2 separate regions of the Mus musculus genome follow, and region 1 is linked to region 2. A link is a loop called in an ENCODE intact Hi-C map of the cell type or tissue named here. Cell type or tissue: heart. All regions are shown on one strand.

Region 1 (8,000 bases), 450 kb after region 2:
CAATTGCATTTTCAATTCTGGACAACGTAATAAAGTAAGATGCTCAAAGCTGACCTTGGGACCTCTGCAAGTGCAGGACGCACTCTGCACTCCTGAGCCACCTTTCTAGCATCAGCACAGAGATGCTGAAGAGACAGTCTTTTGAAATAGAAATGAAGTGCATTTTTAAGTGTTGTTTTACATGGCTAGGTAGATTCTGGTTATTCTACTTTCCACCAAGAAAACTAAATGAATGATGCTTAGGTGTTTCTTTGTTTTATTCTGTATAGGCACATGCTTTTTATGTCCCTAAACTTTTCCTACAACTTGATTGATATTTATTTTGCCAAAATAAAAATAGATAAATGGAAAAGTAAAGTATGTATAATCATCGAAATACATCTATAATGGATCCTACCAAATTATGAAAATATTTAATATATTTAATTTACTGTGTAGCAACTTTAGTTTTATACTTTGAGAATGCAGATGTTCATGTAATCTTTCCTATCATTACATGATACTTTAATTCTTTTCACGGTGTCATGGTAGTTGACAGTACTTGGCAAACGAATGATAGATCAAGCCTCTGTTCTAGGTACTACTCTTGAGTGGCTGACATCTTTTTCTTTTCTTTCAAATTATAGATGCCACCAGGCTAGCCTTGAAACCACAGTCCTTGCTCCAAGGTTTCAGATTGCTGGGAACATAGGTGCAGACGGCTAGCAATGCAGGTATGCATCACTAATATCAAACTGCTCGAAATGCCGTTGTGTATCACTGCATTCGACTGCTGGGAATGCAGGTGTTCATCACTATACCTGATGGTTTATATCAATTTTATGATCTCCTTCCTGCATGTTTTGAGCTGAATGCTGTCACAATCCTGAATGCACACAAAGAATCTGGGTCAAACTGAGTAATTATCCAGGTAAAATACTTAAAGGAATTCAGATTTGAATCTAGTATGCTTTTCTAAAATCTGATACTCCTAACTCCATTATGTTTTTACTGCTTTCAAGGATACTATAGAATGAAAGAGACCTGTTTCAGTGCCCTGTCCCAGATGGTTTGTGAACTCTGTACCCTCTCGAGTATGCAGACAGATTTTTTTTTTTTTAAGGAATAACAGTGATCTCCAAAATGTCTTTTTTTTCTCTAATCTTAAAATGGGAAGATACCATCTGGAGTGGAATCCTACTGTTTATTTCTCTTGACCTTATGAAAAAGGCTTGTATTTCCAAGGCCACCCTGATGGGATCCAGACCACCAGCAAGATGAATGTGTGACTTGGAAGCCAGGCACTAAGACTGACAAAAACAAACATAAACATTCTTCATCAGATACATAGATGTATTTAGGATGGCTAAGGCACTACTATTCAAAAACTATAGTTTTTGCTTGATTTGCATTTGTTAACTTCTAACTTGAGCACAAGTCTCCTTTGAATGCTACTTGGGCACTATAAATTCTGTGCAACATCATAAAGTGTTTCTGTGAGAAACATAGCTTGTTGGCCTCTACAATAACAAACATAAGAACAAAAAATGTCTCACAACTATGTTAACTGAGAAAGTCATCCTTCAATGCTAATTATCAAAGCTAATTTAACTATTAATAAGTTTTGGATTAGTTGTGGCAATTTCTTCTTTGGGGCAATTTTAGTATTTCTTCCATTTGAACTTTCCGTTTTGTTCATTGAGATTACATTTGAAATGGCAGGGCTTGACCTCAGCCATGGAAAAAGCAAGGCTTTGATTAGTTAATCTGAAAGGAATCCACTTGGGCTATGTTTTTGTTAGGCACAGACAGAACTTCTAGTGGTTAATGTAACTCTCCAAAGTGCAGCTAACAAACGACTGCTGTGCAGAGCTAGCTCAGAGTTTCCACTGCTTTCCTGACAGGCAAAGTTTCCTCCTTTAAAACTTTTGGATTAAAAAAAAAAACAATGTGGATTTTTTTTTTTCCTAAGCATGGAAAATAATGACACTAAGCTTTTAGCTCTAAGAAACAGAACGAAACATTTTATGAGAATTAGCTCACACACATTGCCAGAAAGTCACAGTGTACCCGAAGCTTTAGTGTCTGCCAGGTCCAGCAAAGGCAAGCTCATCTTTGATCTTCCCGGCTCTGACTTACAAGCAATCACTTTAATGGCTTCAAGGTGGCGTTATCAGTTATTGCCTGTCACAAAGTACACATAGGAACCCGGCACTAGGGACAGTCATCCTCAGTGGTCACCACAGAGCTTCAGTGGTTGGCAGTCTTTTCTGAGTTACCACTCCAGGCCTGGTCTGAGCCTGTAGATATGAAACAGGCCTTTCTAATGAGGCCTTGCTTTCTTTTAGCATCTCCTATAGTTCTGGACAAATCTTTTAAAAAAGAAATCCAAAGGCAAGTCACCGAAGAATCTGCACTCATTAATGGGCCTTTCCTCTCCACTTCTCCCTCCCAGCATGGTTTCCGAAGACTTGCTCTCTTCTACAATGCTTGACTGGTCCATCCTAGATCTAAATGTGATGCAGGGTCTGTTATAGGCCCTTTACCCATCATTCTGAGTACTGTTGAGATGCTGAGGAAATAAAAGGGGGTTATGAATAGAAACAACAAAATCTTGTATTGGTAATACTTTATTTACTTACAATGTACATTTTTACAGAAAGAATGATAATTTCTGGTTAAGTCATTAGCTCCTGAGCCTTTTGCTTAATAAACCAGATTAATTTGTTAAAAATTGAGTAAGGAATAGAAAAAAGGACTACCATTAAAAAAAAACTTTATAAATAAATTTTCAAAAATGGTATGGAACTTGGAATCTCTATTATTTACAAATACTTACAAAAGTAAAAAAAGGCAGATGTTCAAGGTTTATGCTTTTGTTCTCAAATCATGTAGTATTTCATTAAATTTTAGTTTCAGTACTAAACTATTCATCCATTCCTGTTTTTAAGCTTTACAAACACACTGTAGGTTACATGACTGATATTTAAATATGTACATAATTGTGTATTTTCTTCTGTTAGAAGTAAGGTTACTACCGTGACTTTGTAATACATTTTATTCCATTGGTTCTATGTGATTAGTAATTCGGACAACACAAACAAGAGAAAATGTAAATGTTAATCTTAGCTATAATTTTCCTTTTTAAACATAATGAGAAATAAACTAAAAAATATGAAACAAGAGTTCATTCTCTCAGTCCATTTACAGTTTTGAAATCACAAATCAGTTCATGGTTCACAGTTAATTTTTGTGATATTATCAACATAGCAAAATGTAGAAGCTTAAACTTTAGAAGACATTTAGTTTTTTGTCCCTGTCCTAAGGAAGCAATATTACTAACATCTATTTATGGACCTATAGTCAGCAGAATGCAAATATTAAGCAAGGATGATATTAGCCAATGAGTAGGAAAAATACATTTAAAAAATGATGCAATGAATTTAGATAAGTTTCTATCTTTTCTTTGACAGTATTGGAGATTGAGGCTAGGGCGTCATATGCTCTGGAAAAGCTCTCTACCACTGACCTGCATCTCCAGACTTCTATAAACTTTTCATTTTGAGACAAGAGTCTCACTCTCATTCAGACACTCACATTGAACTCAGGAAGACTTTGGACTTGTATTCATCTACACTCAGCCTCCCAAGTAGCTGGGAATGAAGGTCTGTGTCACCATGCCTGGCTGGAAACTGTCTATTATTTTGACATTCATTTCCAAAAGTCTCACAATATATTACCAGTTTGTTTGTGTATTCTTATGTCTGGTAACATTTCATTATCTAATTATTTTACTTATAAAAGGAATGTTTAGTTTTTAAAACTCTCTCTCTCTCTCTCTCTGTCTCCCCCCCCCCCACGGACACGCGTGCGCGCACGCACGCACACACACACACACACACACACACACACACACACACACACACACACACACACACACACATATGAGGATCCTGTGGTGCAAGAGTCATGTTGGCGATGGTTATGGAAATGGTGTCTTTGTTAGCCACTAGGTGGCATGGTTTAGCACTTAAAAATCCAGCATGCTTAAAAACCACAGGAAATATAAAACAGACCACGTTTTTTCCGTAGCTGAAATAAAAGGCATGAATAAAGTAAGACTTGCACAGATTTGTAAAGAGACAAGAATTCTTTGTGGAGACATGTTTCATATTCCAGAAAACTCCCAGAAGTTAGTGTCTAGCAATTCTGTACGACTTCTAGGATTTCTGGAGAACATAGGAGATAACCCCTTTAGAGTTCTCTGAGTGTTCCCAGTGTGCTGAATGTCTGCTACTTACTGAAATCTCCTCAAAGTTAATCATTCAGTAGGATTTTCACTAAAAACCTGCAAGGAATGTGAAATATATGATCTTAAATCCTTTTTATCCTTCTTGGAGTTTTAAAGACCATAGCCCAAAGGTGGAAGCAAATGAGCTTAGGATGATGTTAAGATGGTGAGAACCAAACATGTTTCTCTTCTTACTGGAGTTAGATTGGGAAGAAACACACCCACTGTTCCTATAGTATTTCTCATATTACTTTAACTGTTAAGAAACTATAGATACTATGTTGATATTTTAATTAATGTCCCAAAGACATAGGTTTCTTCCTTCCTTCCTTTCTTCCTTCCTTCCTTCCTTTCTTTCTTCCTTCCTTCCTTCCTTCCTTCCTTCCTTCCTTCCTTCCTTTCTGTCTGTCTGTCTGTCTTTCTTTCTGTCTGTCTTTCTTTCTTTAAAAAAAATTAAGATTCTATGATTCTTCATCTAGATTTCAGAATAAAAGTTTGGGCTGCTAAGGAATTAACATTTCTTTGGATCATGTCTCCTATTAATAGGGAAGGCTTGGGGTTGTTTCATCTTCCAGGAGGGCAGGATGTGAAGAGAAAGTGAAAAAAGAAAGCTAAAAAGGAATTGACTATCCAAAGAAAAGAAAATGTAAGATGAGCTGGGGAGGAGAGAGGATGAAAATAAAGATGGGAAGCAGAGAGTGAGTCACTGAGAACAGGGAGGGGTGAGGACTGGGGTGGGGGGAGGGAGGTGGATAAGCCTAGGATGGGGGAGGGGTGATGAGTGAGGAAGGAAAATTGGGAGGGGAGTTCCTAAGGAGCCAAAAGGGGTGGAGAGATAAGGAGGGGGGAAAGATGGAGGGGGATGGAAGGGTGGGTTAAGGGGAACAGAATTAAGAAACAAGCAATCTGGGAGCTCCTTCTCTGTGTATCTGTGGACTGAACATACAGAAATATAAAGTGTCTCCTTCCCTTACTCTTGCATAGATAACTTCTGAAACTAGTGAAGACACTGCACACAGTGGAAAAACGAATGCTCATGAAGCATTTGCTAAAACTAAAGGTTTAAATACCAACGTGTTTGATTATGTATGAAAAGAACTGCTAGCAACTTCTTTTAGCCACAGATAAGATTTACATCAACACAATTATTTTGAAAAAAGTGTGCACCCCAAATTTTCATGATGACAAGGAACATATGCATTTTTAAAAGTATTTAAGTAAATAATGAGACAGTTGCTTTTAATTTGGGGCACAAGAAAATAAAGATCATTACATTTGGCTACCAAAACTATTTCAAGTCTGCCTTTTTGAGCAAAACTTGTATCTTTACCTTGTTTGGAGGAAAGCAAAAATATTCCTGTTAAATTATGTTATCTTCAGTAATGGAAATCCAGCTAAACAGAACATAAAACAACTTTTGGCAAACTCTGAGCACATTGAATGTGTGCAATCATGGAATGCAATAAAAACAGAAACAATGACACGTTTTTGCAGCCTGGGCTCATTTCTGGAAGGTCCATAGATAGTCCACATTTATAGTTTTACAGAAATACATAAGGGATTCTATTTATTTTCTAGTATCTTCTTAAGGGTTATTCATTTCAGAGACATTTCTAGTGCATTCTTTTGAAAAACATGGCTAAATATCCTATCTTTGTAAAGAGAGCAGTGTACAAAGGAGAACATGAAATTATTACAAGAGACCAATAAATTCCAGATGGCCTGGGAGCATGCCAAGATGTTCACAATGCAGGAGGGGAGTACTTTAAAACATTTTTTAAAAGGTGAACATGAAATCAAGTTAATTTAAGAACAGTTTTTACCTTAAACAACTAGAGAATATTATACATGTACATTAACTTTTAAAAAAATCAAATATAGAAAACAAAATTAAGGTTAACAAAACATTCCACAGTCAGAGGCTAGACAGGAAATTCTTAGGAGGCTGATTTTCCCACTATCTTACCCTTTGTAAGAAGTTAAGGCAAAATTAACCCAGAAAGCCTGTTCAAATCGGTACCTACTTACCTACGTTGGACTGCTGTGCCAAAATAAGAGTGGGATGAAGAAGGGTGAGAAGAAACCAGGTTCCACTTTGCACAAAGCTCATCATGTCTAAATATCAGACATGAGACTCTTTGTGCAAAAGAGGAGAGAGGAAGAAGCAGCTCAGAGTAGCACCATCAGTTGTCCCTGCCCTTCAGCACCGGGCCCGTCATAAAACTCAGCCGCTCGCTTCCCTCTGCTCTGGCCTTAAATAGGAAAAAGTTTGGCTTCCCTCACTTTCCAGCCCCTTTCTGAAATATGAGAGCAGAACCCATCCCCTCAGCAGTAAAAGCAATGATTAATATATTTTTCCCTGTGTGTAGAGGACACAACCCACAGACACAGAAACAGCACATCTGGAGCATGTGTACATCAGCCTATGCATATGTTTATAACATGCATTAGTCTTAAATACATATTTGCATGACAGAAACACATAGGAATGTGCTTTGTGATAGCCTACAACAATTGTTTGTGTGTTTTTAAATTTCCCTCTGAAACAGTAAAAACTGTCTGAATTTGAAAAAGTGTTTTGACTCCCATTCTCCGGCATGGTCATTTTGTAAATTTTATCTTTCTAGAAGACTCTGATACTTTGAGTTTTGCCAGAGTCCATCCTGACTCAATTTTAACAGGAAACTGTAAGAGACTATAAAGGAAAATCCTCTGAAGGCCCTGAACTCACCACCCACTCTGCATTCCAAATGTTAGACTGGAGGCAATTGTCACAAAACTGTCTTTGAGCTATGTTTGAAGAGATATTGAGACTCTTATCTGTTACTGTTCCCCTTGCTCTATTTCTCACGAATTTCTTTAGCAACCCTGACTGCTTCCTTGTAAAATTTCCAGTTTATGTGTTACTAAAGAAATCAGAACAGGCATTACTAAAGAGAAAAAAAAGCAATCAAACTTTTCAAGTCTTGTCCTTGTAAGAAACTACAAAAGAGAAAGTTCAAAGTGTGGAATAGAATTTCTAATTTCTAATGTAATAATTACTACAAATATGTCTACATCAGTATTTTCTATGTTTCTGTTCCAAGACCTCATCTGAAGAGTTTTCTATGTATTTCTAGATCTAGTTGAGGAATAAATACCACTATATCTCTGATTAAATCTCTGTAGAAAAAATGTACTTGTTACCCTTATTATGATGACCAACTTATATCTTGATACCCTATCCTTCACTTCCTTATTCCTTCATTTATCTTTAAAAATCAATCGTGGGCATTTTGATCCTAATCATGGCCATGTGCATTTATTTCTTTAGTCTTAACCTCATAGAAATATTCCCTTTTTGTGCATGCACACTTAAAAATTTACCCCATTATATCAATTCATGTTATTTCTTAATGATCCAGCTCAAAACTTCCCTCTTTAGGAAAACCATCTCATTTAGAATTATTTTTTATATATAATTTTCTCTTTCCTAATATATAATACTATTTTTAAAAATCTGTTTTTATAGACATCAATGCTATAAGCATGGATAATGCTATGTCTTCCTCCATGTGTCCCTGCTCACAGAGAGCCCACACTGAGATGTTCAAGGAAGAAAAGTGATGTCTTTTGGCGACAAGAAGCAATAAAATAGGACAAAAATCCACCCCCTGTGCATCTTCTGATTTCAGATTGGAGAAGAGCTGCCAGAAGAGGCAGGGAATAGAACTTCTGAGATTGGCTGGGC
Region 2 (8,000 bases):
GGGATTATGGAATCTTCCCCTGAAAATAAGGAAAGCGGCTGAGGTCAGGTGTGTGGCTGGGGTGTCCCTGCATGAGGTACAGAGTGCCCATTGCATGAAGCTGTGAAAGCAAATCCTGCATTTTGTCACACAAATACCTAATGAGGAAGCTGCAATTCTTGTATTATAGACTTGTGTTATCTTCTCCATACCTGAGTATGTACTCTATGTGAGCCCTGGACAAAAGACCTCTAGAGCTCTTTAGGAGAGTACCTCCCCGAACCCCTGTTAGATAAGGCTGATGGGATGAGCAATCAAATCAAACTAAATTTATAACTTTCAAATCTCAGACACGCAGACAATATCTCAGAGGTGACAATGTCTCAAACAAATCCCAAGAAACTGTAGAGGGTTTCTGAAGCCTGGAACTCACCAGATTTGCACACTTAAGAGTAGGATACAGGAGCTGAGCCTGAAAGCCACAGTAACTTTTTAATAAATACTGGGTGTGAGCATTCTATTTCTTAGGTGAAGTTACATGTAACCAGAGAGGAAGACTCCCTCAGTGGGCCTTATTCATGCGAAGTGATTGCAGTTGTCTCTGTGTCTTCATTGGGCATAATTCTAGGATCTTCTATATATATAACAATTCTTGAGGGCCCAAGTTCTCTATATAAATGTCATGTGGGAGGCTGAGGCAGGAGGATAACTTGAGTTCTGCATTTTTATTTATTTATTTATTGCTAAGCAGCTGGCCACTAGGGGGCAAAGAACTATATAAAGAAAAGTATTACTTTTTTTTTTTTTTTAAACCAACTTTGTGACCTTTATTGAAGAGTGACAACTTTATACTCCTAGGAATCCTATTCTGTGTACCTGAGGGACAGGGCATCAGAGAGGCGTGGCAGGAGATTACACAGCAGACACTGGGAAGTGTCAGTCCATCATTTTGCCCACTGTTCATGTGTACACAGCATGAATGAGATTTGAAATCTTTTCATGGTAACGAAGTTACAATTACCCACTTCTGTAGCCTGAGTCTGACCCGCGGTGTCTACGTCAGCGGGTTTCCCTCTCACAATCGTTAAAATGCATTTCCTGTTAGGAACCTGCAATATATTTCTTGTATTTATTTCTTTTTGAAGTAAGAACTACCTCATCTGATAACTGGCTCATTTTTGTCATTTATCAAAAACTGAAGGGTAAAGGAGGAAAGTGTGATGAATTTAAAAAATATTTTCTAAAGGAAAGATAAAATTCATTTTCACAAATTTGCAAGAGCTGTTGGTGCGGGACTTATTCTACTATGCGACTAGCCTGGGACACAGTGTAAACCGCCGCCTCCGCCCAGGAACCAGCAGTTCTTCAGAAGTGGCAGCTCACTGAGTTGCGCTGCGCAGACCCCCAGGAATCTCCCAAGCCCATTGGCGCAGAGGGAGAGTCTCTCTACAGAGCCACTAGAGAGGTGGGTAGTGAGTGAGTTGGCAGTTGTAGGAAGCAGGCACACACAGACACACGGGCACGGTTACAGCAGGTCCACATGGCGGTAATGCAGGAGGTAGGCTGTGCAAGCCAGAAGTCAGCAGTCTACTTCACCAACTGGTACTGATTAATAACCTTGACCGTTTGGTCATCAATTCACAGCCAGCCATTAAGCCCAATCTGGAAGATGTCCGTAATGTAGTGGCCGATTGTAGCGCTGGCACCATGAAACCACTGTGAACAGCCTCTACGTTCTGTGGCATTTAAAATGTTTATTTTTGAAGCCTGGAGAAAGCCGTTCTCTGCTGATCTCCAAGTCCACAGTGTCGTCAACGTTCCTGACCAGCTTCTGGCATCTGCCTGTGTTCTCACCGACGAAGCACTTTAGGTGGAGCACGAGGGAGGACTGGGGGAAGCTTCTCTAGAATCACTCTGCGGCTGACTTTAATCTCCTGCTCGGTTTTGGTGGTGTAACCTTGGATAGACTCTCTTGCCACTAAACCTTCCAACCCATCCTGAACTGTGCATATCTTGTCAGATAGGATATCCAACTGCAGCGAGAAAAATGACTACAGAGTGGCGGACTCCTTGGAACTCTGCTGGGTGTACACTGAAAATGCCAGTGATAGGTGTGTCTGGACGAAATCCGCCGCCTGTCAGGCGACAGACATCTTGTTCTTGGGACCCACTTGCTTGCAATCGTCCTCACTGACCACACTGGTGTCTTCCAGCTCCTCTATCAAGTGGCTCCCAGGCCAATTGGAAACAGAGTGCTACTCATGCGTGGGTGAGAGGAGTTTAGTCGGGCTCAGCATCTCCTCATGGAGTCCACTGAGGATGAAACCTAGGTACTCCTTGGCGTCCTCCGGTCGGCCCTTTTCAGGTAGGCTCGACTTGATGACTGTCTGTAAATGTATGTGGGTTCAAAGGCAGCTCCTGGGTGGAGTTATTTTATCCCCGACAGCTTGGCGGGGCTCGGGCGGTAGGGGCATATTAATAAACTTATTCATGAGCCGAACGCATCTGGCAGTTCATCTTCAGCCTGTATGCTATACAGAGTCCCACTGTATGGAGGGGGGAGCTCACCTGAAGAGCAGGGATCACAAAAAAACCAAACCAAACCAAAACAACAACAAAAACTCTGAATTCATCAGGGCTGAAATAGCCAAAAATATACAGTGGGTGTGGAGGGCTTTGGCGGCCGGTCTCAATGAGGTTTGGAGCTGCTCTGGCTTCTCACGCTGCGTCTCTCATCGTCTCCATCTCGCCGAGCCTGTACCAAAGTACTGCATTTTAACATTTAAAAAATTATTTTGATATTTTTCCTTTCTCCAAACTGTCTTCAGATTCTCCTTACCTACCCAGCTCCATGCTTTTTTCCTGCACAAGATTTCCAAAAAGCAAACAAATAAAAAGAAAATCAAAAAAGAGTGAGTCAGATAACAAGAAACCAAACCAACCAACCAACCAAACCAAAAATCCAAAAAACCCAAACCAAACCAAACCAAACCCAAACCAAAAAAGTGAAACAAGAAACACCCCTACCCTCCACAAAACCAAAAACCAAAAACCAAAAACCTAAAACAAAACTTTAAAACAAAACCATGGAGTGTTGGCCAATTACTTCTGGGCATGGCGCCTGCCCTGGAGTGTGGTTGCCTATCCAGCAACACTCAGTTGGAGAAAACAGAGTTCCCCTTTGCCAGAAACTGTCAATTGCAATGCTCCTTGCTTAGGGAGTGGGACTTGTGTCCACTTCCAGGTCTCCATGCTGGGGTTTTGCCTGGTTTGGACTTGTGCAGGCTCTGAGGGATCTTTAAGGACTGCTGGCAGGAAGCAGTCTGGAAGTAGGAGGACTCAGTGCCCTCTGACTAGCAACCGGAGGCCCTGCTTTTGTCACAATTAATAACATATGTGCTTACCACGTTACCATTAGGAAAACTCGTCCAATTACAGTGTGACCTTTTTCCGTGCTTTTTTAGGGTTGCTATTTTCTCTTGAGGGCTATGTAAATGTCTCCCGTTGTTTCACAAGAGCGAGGATTGAGACGTTGTTATTTGAGCTTCATTCTGCGGATTCTTTATTCCTTGTGGTGCTCTGGCACTCCATTTAAAAAAAAATAGCATCTAGTAAAATCAAGTCCACATTAAACTTTCTATTAAAATTATCAAGCACCTTTTGAGCAAGTAGATCAAATTTTGGAGTTTCATGTTTGCTCCTGAGCCTCATTTGTGTCACAGGAGTCCCAGGTCTTCAGTCCTTGTATAACCCTGTATTTCCAAGATGATTATAGTAGACTGTTGAAACTGTGTGTGAGGCTGTGTTTTTTTTTTCTGTGAAGTTTTCACTCTCGAGCACACCTTGTCAGAACAGAGCACCCCAGTAAAATACCAAGAGAAGGTTTCTCATCTGGGTAAGCCTCCCCTGCCCCCTCTTCTGGAGATGTGGTGTTCACTGGCTGCTTTGCTTTGATTTCAGGGTTCTGTAGGTTTAAATTGCCTAGTAAGGGTGAAGGATTAGAGACCATGACCTACTAGAACATCTTCAGTTTTGGAGATAGATTATTTTCATATAAATTCATAGATACTTATGTGACCAAGGGAGTAGGTCGACCATTAAGCAAATGCATGTCGAGTTCCTGTGACTAGGGTAATCAGTTTAGTAAAAGTCAGCTATAAACCCTCTTGATTTACCTTTGTAATCCCTTTTCTTTCTCTTGATTTAATAAATTTCTATGCGGGTTGGAGATGTCTACCTTTATTCTGCAACCTACACAACTCCCTTCCGTTTGCCAGTCATAGCCTTGCCTCAGTAGGTATGCGGCTTGCCAGTTCTTTTCTGTGTTTTCTCGAACCTTCTTAGTTTCTGCTCACAACATGTAAGTACTTTTAATGAGCTCATTGTCATCCAGTTTTCCTGTAACCCTTGAACACATTAATACTTGGTTTCCTCATGTTTTGACCCCAGAAAATAAGTTCTCCATGTGCTGTTCACTACTACTGACTGTTTTCCTTAGTATGCAAACTATCTGTGAATAGAGTCTAAATTACAAGTCCTTAATCGTTTTTTCACATCTGAAATCTGAGGCGAAGAAAATGGCTTCGGAAACAAAATCAAACCACTGCTTAAATTCTTGAACTACAGCTGTAGAGATACAAGACGACCACATGGGGGCAGCAGAGGCACATCATTATGTTCGAATATTTGCGTAGCTACTAGAAATGAGCCTATTATCAAGCAGAAAAGTTATTATGTTTACCTAATTAATGAAGAAACTTGGTAAAATGAAATAGAGTTGGCATTTCTTAGTTCGAAGTAAGGATATTATATCTTTGGCTTTTTAATTCCCTTTCTAGAGAAAAGTATCTTAAGTTCTATAATGTTTCCATATCGTAACCAAATCCTTCTCCTTCTTGGCCTTTCTCTCTGTCTACTATAAGAGTTTCCTGAGAGGTAGGATGGTGTTTTGTGACATTTAGATTTTGAGAGTGGGGGTCACTGGTGGCTCACAGGATATTATGCTCTGTAGGAGGTGAATCTCTACAAACCCCAGCTGGAGATAGGGCATGTAGCTTTTTTGCAGACAGGCTGCGTTTTCGGCATGGTGCCTGGGTTTAATTTCCATGTGCAATGTCATACTTCAACTATGTAAACCGAAACAGATGTTTCTGCTCTGAGAATGCATTTGGCTCATGAAAGCATCATCCCCTAGTCTCTTCCTCCATTCCCACTTTATTTTGAAAGCCCTTTTGAATAGAAGAGGCCTCTAGAGAACCATCCAGTGTGTTTGACCTCGTTATTGTGAAGCAATTCATTCCTGGGAAACAGTTGCCCCAAATAAGTCTTGGAATCTGTTTGAAATTTCCTTAGCACCAGCATGTTTTTCTTTCCATCTCTATAAACTTACAGCTTTGTCTATTATTATTATTTAGGAAGCTCAGTAATGCAAGTTTTACTAAAACACAACCTAGATTGTTCTGATCTTATCACTTAGGTAATAGTTCTGGTTCCTATTTTGCAAGGTTAATGGGAATAGGTGTTTGTACAATATGTACACGACTTCTTAATTGCTCCCATTTGCAAATATTAAAGACCAATAACGTTATGTGTATTTTAAGTATCTTCCAATTTGGTTGATGATCAACATAAACACATTTCTAATCTTGTGATGATTTATGCTTCTAGTAATTTGCCCCCCAAAGTAAATTAACTAGAACTATTATCTTGCAGTACTGGAAAGGCCGCATGTGTGCTCGGCAAGAACTTTACCACTGAGCTATTGCATTAGCCCTCTCTTTACTTTTATTCTGACATAAGGTCTCACTAAGTTATCTAGGCTCATCATAACCAGCTCTGGTGCCCAGGTAGGCCTACAACTTGTGATCTTTCAGCTTTATGATTTGCCTATCTCCGAGGAGCTGGGATGGCAGATCTGAGCCAACTATCTTCTTTTCTCTCAGTTTCCTCCTCTTATTCCAGTTTCCCTCCTTTCCTTTCACTTTTCAGAGATATTTGTTGATATGTGGACATCATGGATTATGCCGATAGGAGCTTCTTGGGATACTGAGGCTGCCAACAATGTGAGTTCAAAACCTATTTGGGCAATGTAATGAAACTGTCTCAAAATAAAGATACTCAGTGGTAGGGTGTTTGTCTATAAATGGGAAGTCCCAGGGTCAATTTTTAGTATGAGGGGAGGAGTAATTAAAGGTTTTCACTCTTTTAAAAATTTTCGTATTTTTTGAGACTGTCCTACATGAGTATTGTATTTGTGTTATTTCCATGCTCCTTGCACCCCCTCAGACTCCCATAAGTCCCCCATTCCCTCTAACATTGCATGCATGCTTGTATGCGTGTATGCATATGTGCATGTGTGCATGTATATATGTGTGCCTCTCTCTCTCTGTGACTAATGAATGAGTCTCTCTCTTCCTCTCTCTCTCTCTCTCTCTCTCTCTCTCTCTCTCTCTCTGTGTGTGTGTGTGTGTGTGTGTGTGTGTGACGAATATATGAGTCCATTTAGCTTTGTTCAGATGTATGTATGTTTAGGGCTGACACCTTGGTTGGATAGAAGATTCTTGTTCATAAAGAGCATTGAATGGTACAGTGATGAAACACATAGAAATAAACCATAATTAAAATCTCTGACAGGAAAGAAGCAGTATTCTTTCTGAGGTACTAAGAAGCACTTGATGCTGTGGTTTGGGGATTTAAAGAGAGGGGAGCTGCCCTGGCAAATGAAGGCAGAATAGTTTCCTGGTAGACAAATAAAATGTGCAATAGCTTATGGAGCACAGATCAAGCTCTGATATGGGTTCCTAAAGCTTTCCCAAGGCTCCATGGAGATGACATGATGAGAGCTGAAAAGCAGATGAGGCCAACAGTCATGCTGAAAAAAACTAGAAATAGGAAAATAAAACTTTCTTGAATTAAAAACAAAGAATTAGAACTTTAAAGTATATTGATTTATGTTATTACTAGATAATTATGTAGAACTTTCCATAATGAAAATTTAAATATCTGTATCAATAATGTGTTACTTTCTAATTGCATATAATAAAATATATGAGGAGATTAAAAATTTAGACACTATCATGTGTATTAACACAAGTTTTGTGTTGTTATAGACTTGATCTTATCCCAAAGGTTGAGAACTGACTGCTTTGTTATATAAACATTGAAAAAAACCCATTCATTTATAATTAATCATTCAAGTTCACCTATAGCTTCTTAATTCGGAAGCTAAATTTTAGTAAAGAATGTTGCAGTACCCAGAAATAGTGCTGTACTAGAGGGGAAAGGACCACTTGGCATTTCTCAGTGTCTAGTTTGATGAGTGCATGGTAGGTATATTACCCACAACCAAGGAACACCTCGAGTACCCAGACAGAATGTTCCTTGCAAAGTAAAACCAAATTTACAATGTTCAAAAATAAATTTTTGAAACCCAATTCAAACTTGGGTTTTGTATTGCTTGTTTTGTATTTATTTCAGTCTCAAATCAGGTATCTTTGAGTCTTGAATGCCTGAAAGAGAAGCAAGTTATTGTTGGGACTCTTTCTGGACATCTCTAAAAAGCGTTAGAAACTCATTCTTATTTTATGTATCTGCTTCTAAGTTAGGAAAAGAACTCTTTGTTTGCTCACTTTTATTTAGTGCCTGACACCAAACTTGATTTAGGTTTTGCTTTTTCTGCCTGAATTATAATTATAATACAAATGTGCTTTATGCATGCTTGCCTTTTCAAAGTTTCCATAAACCATGGCTTGGGATAGAAAACAATTTCAAAATTCTGTAGGTTTTCTAGTTTGATCTAATGATTTCATAACCCATGAACCTCCTATTATTTAACTTACGGAAGTCTCTGAAAAATGATAGGTCCATTAAATATTTTTGTCACATTTTCAGTCCTAGAAAAGGGTATTTTAAAGTTTATGTTTTACTTTTTTCAAAAATGATTTTACATCTTAGCAGTAAAGGATAAGTTTGAAGCAATTAAGGGCTAGGGAAATCTGTTTTTTTTTTTTTTTGTTTGTTTG

What was found. A loop is a pair of places that touch in the nucleus more often than their neighbours do. Peaks named below come from ENCODE experiments on the same cell type or tissue, not always from the same donor. Only the 100,000 strongest peaks of a DNase experiment are listed, where the experiment ranks them.
Region 1: a loop joins it to region 2, with 3 times the contacts of the local background. A loop is called at or near these places in 6 of 42 quality-filtered maps.

Annotation. Positions count from the first base shown.
Region 1 is chr1:45,310,131-45,318,130 of GRCm38, reverse strand. Col3a1 (collagen, type III, alpha 1) reads right to left here and starts at 6,593. Exons shown (of 51, transcript NM_009930.2): 1 at 6,299-6,593. The coding sequence starts at 6,383. In heart, a CTCF peak has its summit at 4,018 (motif pointing right); DNase peaks (open chromatin) are centred at 5,050 and 6,500; H3K4me3 peaks cover 3,248 bases; H3K27ac peaks cover 4,522 bases.
Region 2 is chr1:45,762,991-45,770,990 of GRCm38, reverse strand. Gm51621 (a long non-coding RNA gene) reads left to right here and starts at 5,885. Exons shown (of 2, transcript XR_003947815.1): 1 at 5,885-6,041. It also overlaps the pseudogene Gm8307. In heart, CTCF peaks have their summits at 743 (motif pointing right) and 4,628 (motif pointing right); DNase peaks (open chromatin) are centred at 3,200 and 5,160.